Linked DNA regions of Homo sapiens: region 1 is linked to region 2. The links are chromatin contacts, found by Hi-C or POLR2A ChIA-PET in ENCODE. All regions are on one chromosome and are shown on one strand. Each heading gives the region's core, a stretch centred on a gene start or an enhancer-like site at or near the end of the contact. The rest is flanking DNA. Distances are from core to core; before and after follow the strand shown. Region 1 holds the start of CDC42EP2 (CDC42 effector protein 2). Region 2 holds the start of AP5B1 (adaptor related protein complex 5 subunit beta 1).

What was found. Hi-C counts contacts between places; a loop is a spot of excess contacts on that map. ChIA-PET counts read pairs that join two places held with the same protein, here RNA polymerase II (POLR2A). Pooled maps may share reads with other maps.
Region 1: a pooled map shows a loop between it and region 2 (3-fold over the local background). The contact joins the promoter of CDC42EP2 here to the promoter of AP5B1 in region 2. A Hi-C loop is called at or near these places in 1 of 50 pooled maps. POLR2A ChIA-PET finds 5 or more read pairs at or near these places in 2 of 52 experiments (PC-9 and activated T-cell).

Annotation. Positions count from the first base shown.
Region 1 is chr11:65,311,458-65,316,883 of GRCh38, reverse strand. It overlaps CDC42EP2 (CDC42 effector protein 2), which reads right to left and starts at 2,018. Exons shown (of 2, transcript NM_006779.4): 1 at 1,930-2,018. LOC105369344 (a long non-coding RNA gene) reads left to right here and starts at 2,195. Exons shown (of 3, transcript XR_007062727.1): 1 at 2,195-3,113. RefSeq lists silencers at 1,061-1,220, 1,391-1,520, 1,981-2,360.
Region 2 is chr11:65,777,586-65,782,415 of GRCh38, reverse strand. AP5B1 (adaptor related protein complex 5 subunit beta 1) reads left to right here and starts at 1,440. Exons shown (of 2, transcript NM_138368.5): 1 at 1,440-1,974; 2 at 2,074-4,830. The coding sequence starts at 1,825. The coding sequence ends at 4,560. RefSeq lists enhancers at 69-726, 1,456-2,358, 4,167-4,830 and silencers at 987-1,726, 1,767-1,946, 2,097-2,366.

The DNA.
Region 1 (5,426 bases), core at 769-3,268, 470 kb after region 2:
TGGGCGTCCCTGACAGCTGTCTCACTCACAGCCAGATGTACACACCCAATTCCAGATGTGGGGAGAATCGAGGGTGAGGCCAGCATCAGCGGCCCAGGGGAGAGCTGGGAATTACAACCCTCACGCCCCAGGAATTTAGATTTGGCAACTGCAAGACCCTAGGATCCAGCTTGCCACGCACAGTTTCTCATCTTAAAGCTCCCAGTCACGGCATGGTGGGGTCATTACGGCCCTTTACAGAAGTCGAAGCTGAACCTCAGAGATGTTAAGTAACATTGGCGACGTCATCCAGTTAGGAAGTGGAAGAGTGGGTACCCAGCCTGGTCCACGTGGTTCCCATGCAGTGGGCCACGCCTACTTCCATAATATGTTTGGGGAGCGGGAGAGAAAGGGGCTCACAGCTAGGCTGGGAACAGTGGGTCCCCAGATCTCCTCCATCTACATCCTGACCTTTGGCTGCCCCCGTCTGCCCAACTTTCATGTGTCCAGAGATATGAGAATGAGGTCTCCATCAGGACAGGGCTGTGGGGAGCTGGGAGGGGAGCTCCCTGCAGCAGTCGGGGAGCAGATAGGAGCATCCTAGCTCTCTGTGATTGCCCTGGACAGGAGCCCTGGACCTCCCAATGAGAAAATGACTTCCGGCAGGCAGGGATCCTCCTATCATGAAGAATATTAGGCCACCTCACACCCCCTCTTCTCCTAAATCAGGAGACTGTCCTTAAATCCAGCTCCACCTGGGACTTCCTCAGTAACCTTCAGCAAGACGCCTCTCCTCTCTGGGTCTCACCTTTCCCATCTATAAAATGGGCTGACAACGAAGCCACCACTAAAGGGCCACTGGAGATCCCACTGCAATATTGCAGGTGAGAGCGCCAATGTACAATAGCGGGGTTCAGCGGGTCACTGTAGGTTTTATCATTCATTCAGCAAATATCTACAAGGCCTTCCTTCCTCAAGCACTTCGATTCTCCGGGGCCAGTGCTTTGAACAATAGCAAAAACGAAGGGCTCCTGACCCCAGGCGTCCACCTCCTCCCGCCCTCCTAGACCTCGAGGATGCAGAGACCCTCTAGCGGCCGCTGGGTCTCCCGGGGTCCCGGTGCCTCCGGAGAGGTGCCCGGCTCCGCGGCCGCCAGGTGGCGCGCGTGCTCCCTTGATCGCCTCGTGTCCCGGAGGACTCCGAGAGCGCACCGGGGTCTCCAGCGCCCCTCCCCCGGGCTCCAGGCAGGCGGTCCCCAAGGAGCTGCGCGTTCAAGTACCAGATGGGGATTACCTGCGAGATCTTTTTGCTTCGGGGTTTCTGGTCCCACAATCGGGGAAAAAGGGGGCGATTGGGGACCCTGCCCTAGTCTCCAAGCTCTGGGAGGAGCCTCCCCCCTGTGCTTTCCGGCCTGGGCGATGTCCTAGTGTCCGCTCGGCACAGGGCCAGAGCTCGGGCGTGCGGGCCCCCGCCCCTCCCACGGGTCCGGCTCCTTAGCTCCGGCTCGGGTTCCTGCGCCGACCCCTCCCCACTCCTACCCGGGCGGAGCCCAGCCCAGCCCGGATCCGTTTCAGGACATTCGCGGCCGCAGCTAAAGATAGGAGAACAACTCACTATCGGCTAAAAATACGGCCCCCAGCCCCGGTGGGGATGCTGGGCGGCGGGGCACCCCTGGGTCTCGGGAGGGGGGCGGGGGCCCGGACACAAAATGGAGGGCAGAACGGGGAATTCGGGGTCGGGATGCGTTGCGCCCCCACGGACCGTGGCGGGCACGGGCGAGGCTGCGGGAACCCAGATGCGGGTGGGAAGCCCCATGGAGCCCTAGGAGCCCTCGAAAGGAACTGAGTGAGGTGAGAGGCAGAGCCAGGGCGCGAGCTGGGGCGGGGCGCCACAGAGATGGGCCTCTCGGGGGACCCCCGCGAAGCTGCGAAAATCCCAGCCCGAACTCACCGTGAGGCGCGCAGACGGCAGACCGGCGGACAGCAAGGTCTCAGGAGCTGGACAGCGCGGCGGCCGGACCCGACCGGCGGTGAACTTACAGAGTGCACCGCGGACCCCGCAGCCCCGCCCCGGCCCGCGGAGCCAATGCCGGGGCCGCGCCAGCCAAGCCCCTCCCCATCCCCGCCCAGGCCCCGCCCCACTCCGGGCACCGCCCGGGGCTCCCGGCGTGGGAGGTGCCGCTCCCGGGTCCAGCGGTCGCGCGCGCCCTGGAGTCCTGTCCTGGTTCTGGCGGCTGAGGGCCGGGTGGCGCAGGCGGCCTCCGGCTGTGCCCATGGGAACTAAAACCTTCGGTTCTAGAAGAGCCGGGGGAGAGGCTCCGGGAAGACCGAATTCTTCAGAAATCGCAGAGAGACCTTGGACCGGATCCTTCCCTGCAGGGCTGCGTCGGGGAAGCGCCGGCACAAGTATATTCAGCGACTTCCTTGGAAGCGCCTACGTTAGAATACTACAAACTTACAAGCTAGTTGATCAGTTTACCTCCCACTAGAAAAGACAGTATGGGAAGGCAGAGGCCGCGTGGCCTGGACCCCCGTCTTTGCTGTCAGGCTTCCAGAGTGAAGGTGGGGCTCATATTCAGACTAGTTCCTGGTCCATTCATTCTTTCAGTCAGTCAGTCAGTCATTCCTACAGGGCCAGAAACTTTTTTTTTTTTTGAGACAGAGTTTCGCTCTTGTTGCCCAGACTGCTCACCGCAACCTCCGTCTCCTGGGTTCAAGAGATTCTCCTGCCTCAGCCTCCCGAGTAGCTGGGATTACAGGCATGTGCCAGCACACCTGGCTAATTTTTGTATTCTTAGTAGAGACGGAGTTTCTCCATGTTGGCCAGGCTGGTCTCGAATTCCCGACCTCAAGTGATCTGCCCGCCTCGGCCTCCCGAAGTGCTGCAATTACAGGCGTGAGCCACCGCGCCCGGCCCAGAAACATGTTTTGAAGGGCAGGCACCGCACAGGGTGCTGGAGACAGACTGAAGGAAACTGCACCTCTCAGTGACTCAAGAGAGATTTGTTGAGTATCTACCAAGTGCCTAGCGCTGTTCTTGTCCCTGGGGATTCAGCCTCTGGATTGGGACCTGCAGCCCAGAGAAGGGAAATGGGGGAAATCCAAGTTCCCAGGTACATCATGATACCCTTCCAGGTGGGTAAGTGCTAAGAAGAGTGGGGCAGAGGAAGTGGTGGGTAGTGACGGGGTGGACAGACCTCACTTTCTAGAGGATGACAGCTATGCCAGCTCAGTGTGACCAGGATGGTTGGCTTCAATGCTGTCAGTGTGGGAAGGGCTTTTAGGGAGGCAGAGCCGGGAAGACCTCAGTGGGGGAGGCAGGATGCTGGGGGTGGGGGAAGATGCCAGACAAGCTGGGAGGTCCGGATGGGAAGAAGGGGATCATGGTAGGTAAAATAACAGCCCCCCTAAATATGTTCACATCTAGCCAGGTGCTGTGGCTCATGCCTATAATCCCAGCACTTTGGGAGGCCAAGGTGGGAGGATTGCTTGGGTCCAGGAGTTTGACACTGACACCAGCCTGAGCAACATAGTGAGACCCTGTTTCTACAACAAATAAATTAGCCGGACATGGTGGCTCAAGCCTGTAGTCCCAGGTACTCTGGAGGCTTAGGTAGGAGAATTGCTTGAACCTGGGAGGTTAAGGCTGCAGTGAGCTGTGATCACGCCACTGCACTCCAGCCTGGGCAATAGAGCAAAAACCCATGTAAAAAAAAAAAAAGAAAAGAAAAAAAGCCCACATCCGAACCTGTGTAATCTATGAATATGTTTTGTTACATGAGAAATGGAAATGAAAATTGCCAATGAGGGCTGGGCGCCGTGGCTCATGCCTGTAATCCCAGCACTTTGGGAGGTCAAGGCAGGTGGATCACGAGGTCAGGAGATCGAGACCATCCTGGCTAATATGGTGAAATCCCGTCTCTACTAAAAATACAAAAAAAAAAAAAAATTAGCCGAGCATGGTGGCAGGCACCTGCAGTCCCAGCTACTCGGGCGCCTGTAGTCCCAGCTACTCAGGAGGCTGAGGCAGGAGAATGGCATGAACCTGGGAGGCGGAGCTTGTAGTGAGCCGAGATCGCACCACTGCACTCCAGCCTGGGCGACAGAGCGAGACTCCGTCTCAAAAAAAAAAAAAAGAAAAAAAAGAAAATTGCCAATGAAATTATGGTTGCAAATCAGCTGACTTTAAAATAGCTTATGCTGAAGTATCTGGGTGGGCCAGTGTAATAACAAGGGTTTTTAAAAGTAGAAGCAGGAGACAGAGAAAGAGATGTGATAGGCCGGGCGTGGTGGCTCACGACTCACGCCTGTAATCCCAGCACTTTGGGAGGCTGAGACGGGTGGATCACAAGGTCAGGAGTTCAAGACCATCCTGGCTAACACGGTGAAACCCCGTCTCTACTAAAAATACAAAAAATTAGCTGGGTGTGGTGACACGTGCCTGTAGTCCCAGCTACTTGGGGGGCTGAGGCAGGAAAATCGCTTGAACCTGGGAGACAGAGGTTGCAGTGAGTCGAGATTGTGCCATTGCACTCTAGCTGGAGTGACACAGCGAGACTCCGTCTCAAAAAAAAAAGAGAGAGATGTGATGACTGAAGGGCCAGAGAAATGATGTGTTGCTGCCTTTGAAGATGGAGGCAGAGGCCCCAAACCAAGGAACTGCTTCAGAAGCTGGAAAATACAAGGAAACAGGTTCTACCCTATCTACCCTAGAGGCTCCAGAAGGAACACAGCCCTGCCCTCACCTCCTCACCTTGATCTTAGCTCAGTGAGACTCACACATTGGCCTTTTTTTTTTTTTTTTTTTGAGATAGAGTCTTGCTCTATTGCCCAGGCTGGAGTGCAGTGGTGCAACCTCGGCTCACTGCAACCTCCATCTCCTAGGTTCAAGCGATTCTCCTGCCTCAGCCTCCCGAGTAGCTGGGGTTACAGACGCCCGCCACCATGCCTGGCTAATTTTTGTATTTTTAGTATAGATAGGGTTTCACCATGTTGGCCAGGCTGCTCTCAAACTCCTGACCTCAAGTGATCCACCCACCTTGGCCTCCCAAAGTGCTGGGATTATAGGCATGAGCCACCTCGCTCAGCCCCATGTTGACCTTCTAACCTATAGAACTGTAAGATCACGAATTTCTGTTGTTTTAAGCCACCTATTCCATGATAATTTGTTGTAGCAGTGATAGAAAACGAATCCAAGGAGGTTCAGGTTTTAATCTTGAGTGTGCCCTCAACTCTGCAGGGAGTATTGGTCAGGTGGATTCTGCCAGGAATGGCCTGGCAGCTTGGAGGAAAACAGGCCTGGACCATTGAGTAAGTGGCAATGATGGCCCTGGGCCAAGCTGTGGTAGGGGTGAGTAAAGGGTGTGCCTCTCCCCATTCTTGCCATGGGACTTTGCCAGGCCGCCCTGTGCCCTTTACCCATTGCTTCATGTTCCTGAATTCTTTACA
Region 2 (4,830 bases), core at 191-2,690:
AGCACCCTCTGGGCTCAGACAGAGAAACCAGACTGGCTCCTACTGCAGGCTGCCTCCCCTCCCCAGGGCTGCTCTCATCCTGCCTCTTTCATCTTGGGTTTAATTAGCCAGGCTGCCTCACCCCACAGCCTCTTGGGTGGGAGTTATCACTCCCATTTTATAGATGGGGAAACTGAGGCACCTAGAGGGAAGTAGTTTGGGGCTGCTGCCTGTGAGTCAACTGTGGAGCCAGGGCCTAGAGGAGCCGGGACCGGGCCTTCTGGCTGGACCTGTCCCTCCGAGTGGGTCTCTATCTCTCCATCCCCAAGGGCACCCAGACAGCCTCCTTTTTGGCACTCTCCACCCCTCAACTCTCCACCACCTCCCATCTGGAGCAGGATGGGGTAGGGAGAGGCCAGCTGGCACTGGCTTGCATGGGGGCTCAGGCCTGTTTCATCTTCAAAGCGGCTAATTGGAGCCAGAGGGGTGGTGAGGTTTGGGCGCCGGCGGTTCTGTGCCCTGGAAACCGGTGGTCTGTGGGGCACCTGCAACCTGGGCCTCTGGCCTGGGAGAGACCGCCGCCCAGACCCCCGAATGCCCCCAAACAGCCAGAATCCAGCCCACTGAAGTCTGGAGTGCTGGGTTCCGGCCCGGCTTGGCCCCAGATCTCGGTTGGCAAGGCCGCCCTCCTCCTGGGCCTGTTTTCCCCATCGCTAGGCATGCCTCGAGCCCCGTGACCGGCCAGGCCCTGACAGCCCGCACTTCCCGAGTATGGATCCCGTTGTTTTCGACTTAGGGCCCTGCCCCGCCCTCGCCGTCACGACCCCTGCGGGCCGCCAGCGCGGCCTCGGGCAAACAAAGGTCAGAAGCTCCTGGCTGGCCGCAACCGCGGCGCCGGCTCCTCGCCCCCAAGCCGAGCGGGCTGGGGGCCCGGGCAGGCGTCAGGGAAGCGAAGCCAAGCCCTGCGGCGCCCGCCGGACCGGTTCAGCTGGGGCGCTTTTCCTGCGGGCGCCCTGCGACCGCACCTTGGTCACCCCCAGGGGCCACTCCGGGAGCCCCAGGACCCGCACCCACGCCCCCCGGGGCCGCGCGTCTGGCGCAGGGTGCGGTGTGCCCGGGCGCCGGCGGGGGGCGCGCTGGCTGCCGCCCTGCGCGGCTTGGCGGGCGCTGGTGGGACCGGGCCGCTGTCCGCCGAGGGCCGCGGGATCGCAGCCCTGCGCCGCGGTACCCGGCATCTGGGGCCCAGGCCCACCCCGCTCCGCCACCCCTACCCACTCCCCTCCGCCTTTCCTGCCCCGGCCTGCGGCGGTTTCGGGGAAGGGGGCCTGCGCGGCGGGACAGTTAGTCAGCCCCCGCGAAACCTGCGAGTCGACACCTGCGGGAGGCGGTGGCCCCGTTACGCCCCGCCCCTCCCCGCCCGGACTCGGCCGCCCCCGCGCCGCGCCCCGCCCCGCGCCGCCAGCCCGGAAGGAGCCGGCCGGCCTGAGTGCCCGCGGCGGCTGAGTCAGGCGGCGAGCGCGGCCCGTTACCGCCGGCGCCGGGGGCCGGGGTGGCGCTGTGGTTTCGGTGCGGGCCGCGGGCGGGAGGGAGGCGGCCTAACGAGCTCTCGGCACGCACCCTCCCCCGCCCTGCTCCTGTCCTGTCCCGCGAGGGCCCCGGCGCCCAGCTCTGGCGTCGGCCCCGAGAGCCCTGGTCTCACCGTGGGAGCCGGGCGCGGGTCCCGCCGGCATCTGCGCGGCGTCTGGGGGTGACCGCAGCCCCTCGGGGTCGGCAGCGGGCCCCGCGCTCCCGGTGGCTGCGGCCTGAGGGTCCCTCTTCCCTGCGCAGGGGCCCGCGCGCCTCACCATGGGGCCCCTGAGCCGGGACGCCTGGGCCCAGCGCTTGGGGGCCTTCCGGGCCAGCCCGTCTGCCTTCATGGCAGGTCCCGAGGGGGAGGATTTGGGTCGCGACCTGCTGAGCGACCTGAGAAGTGAGAAGCTGAGCGAACAGACCAAGGTAGGCCCCCACGCGTCCCCTGCGCCGTTCCGCAGGGTCACCCCAGCCCGCCGCGTCATGAACCTCATCTTCGTGATTCCCTCCTAATCCCCCATCCAGGTTTCCCTGCTGGCCCTGAGCATGGAGTACCCTGCGCAGCTGTGGCCCGACGCCTCTGCGGCCGAAGTGGCCGCCACCTCCCTGTTGGACACCTTGGTCCTCCTACCCCCGCGGCCCTCAGCTCTCCGTCGGCCACTGCTGCTGGCGGCCACCACTGCCCTGGCGGCGGGCGGCGCGCTGGGCCCCACCTCGGGCGCCTCCTGCCGGCTCCTGCCCCTACTGCTCGGCCTGGCCGCGGGTAGCGATCTGGGGCGAGGCTTTGTCCCCGCCTCGGAACAGCGCCCCTTGCAGGCCACGGCCTGCGAGTGCCTGCGAGAGCTAGAGAGCTGCAAGCCCGGGCTGCTGGGGGGCTCCCTGGGGTTGCTGCGGGGCCTGCTGGGGCAGGAAGGCCCTGTCCAGCCACTCAGCCTGTTGCTGGCCCTCGCTTTGCGCAACACCTTGGTGCTCCAGTCCCGGGTTGGGGCTGGCCTGGGGGGACTGCTCACGGATAAGGTCTCCCCAACTGGGGGTGGTCCCTGGGATTGGACACTAGTGGAGGAGGGCGATGGACGCCTTCAGCCCCAGGCACCCAGCTGGCCGGCAGCTGAGGAGGGAGAGGGGGAGCGTAGCCTTACAGCACGAGAGCACAGCCCTGAGGAGGCGCGGGAGCTGCGGGCTGCGGTGATCCAGCTTCTGGACACCTCCTATCTGCTCACTCCTGTGGCCCAGGCCCAGCTCCTGTGGCTGCTGGGCTGGGCCCTGCGGGGTCTGCAGGGACAGCCACCGGCACTCTTCAAGCCGCAGCTGGTACGGCTGCTAGGCACAGCACAGCTGACACTGTTGCACGCCATGCTTGCGCTCAAGGCGGCCTTTGGTGAGGCCTTGTTCACAGCCCAGGATGAAGCGTTGCTGCTCCGCCGGCTCACCTTGGCTGCCCAGCACCCTGCTCTGCCTCCGCCCACCCATCTCTTTTACCTTCACTGCGTCCTGAGCTTCCCTGAGAACTGGCCGCTGGGCCCTGAAGGTGAGGAGGCTGCCCCACTGCTGCTAGGGCCCCAGCTATGCCGTGGTCTCCTGCCCAGTCTCCTGCATGACCCAATGGCCCTCCTGGCCCGCCTGCATTTACTGTGCCTGCTCTGTGCCGAGGAGGAAGAAGAGGAGAAAGGCCAGCTTCCAAGCCCACGGCACTACCTGGAAGAGCTGCTGGCTGGCTTGCGGCAGCGGGCAGCCCTGGATGGGGGCCCCCGGGCCTTGGCCACTCTCTGCTTCCAGGCCTCGTATCTGGTGGCCTGCTGCCTGGCTGGGCAACCTACGGTGCTGACCCCCTTGATCCACGGACTGGCCCAGCTGTACCAAGCCCGGCCCATGCTGGCTCCCCACTTTGTGGACCTCTTGGATCAGGTGGACTCTGAGCTGAGGGAGCCCCTGAAGGTGGTGTTGCGGCAGGTGGTGGTGTCCAGGCCGGGCAGGGATGAAGCTCTTTGCTGGCACCTGCAAATGCTGGCAAAGGTGGCAGATGGAGATGCCCAGAGTGCTACCCTCAACTTTCTACAGGCCGCGGCTGCCCACTGCACGAACTGGGACCTACAGCAGGGCCTGCTGCGGGTCTGCCGGGCGCTGCTGCGGGCAGGGGTGAGGGGCGGCCTGGTCGACTTGCTGCAGGTGCTGGCCAGGCAGCTGGAGGACCCTGATGGGCGTGACCACGCCCGCCTCTACTACATCCTGCTGGCACACCTGGCAGCACCCAAGTTGGGGGTGGCCCTGGGCCCCTCGCTTGCCGCACCTGCACTGGCCTCTTCACTGGTGGCCGAGAACCAGGGCTTTGTGGCAGCACTGATGGTGCAGGAGGCACCGGCCCTGGTACGGCTGAGCCTGGGGTCCCATCGGGTCAAGGGCCCACTCCCAGTGTTGAAGCTCCAGCCGGAGGCGCTGGAGCCCATCTACTCTCTGGAGCTGCGCTTCCGTGTGGAAGGACAGCTGTATGCACCCCTGGAGGCTGTCCATGTGCCCTGCCTGTGTCCTGGCCGCCCTGCCCGCCCTCTGCTCCTGCCTCTGCAGCCCCGATGCCCGGCCCCCGCACGGCTGGATGTCCATGCCCTTTACACCACATCCACTGGTCTCACGTGCCATGCCCACTTGCCACCCCTGTTCGTGAACTTTGCCGACCTCTTTCTGCCTTTCCCGCAGCCTCCAGAGGGGGCCGGGCTGGGCTTCTTTGAGGAGCTCTGGGATTCCTGCCTGCCAGAGGGTGCTGAGAGTCGTGTGTGGTGTCCACTTGGGCCACAGGGCCTGGAGGGCTTGGTGTCCCGCCACCTGGAGCCTTTTGTGGTGGTGGCCCAGCCTCCTACCAGCTACTGTGTAGCAATCCACCTGCCCCCGGACTCAAAGCTGCTGCTGCGGCTGGAGGCGGCCCTGGCAGATGGAGTGCCTGTGGCCCTGCGGACCGATGACTGGGCCGTGCTGCCCCTGGCGGGGGACTACCTCCGTGGGCTGGCGGCTGCTGTCTGAGCCCCGGGAGACCAGGTGGGGGCAGGACTGTGGCCCTTGTGGGGGCCAAGGCACACTCCTGTAGCTCTGTCGCCAAAACCCTGCATTCCGCAGTGCCCTCGCTGGCTTGTTTTCTTTTGGGCCCCGGTTGGGAGCAGGCTCCTGGGGGTGAGGGTCTGTCTGAGTCTGTTTTTGCTGCTCTAGCAAGATCCCTGAGACGGGGTAAGTTATAATAAACAGAAATGTATTGGCTCAGAGCTCTGGAGGCTGGGAAGTCCATAGTGGAGGGCC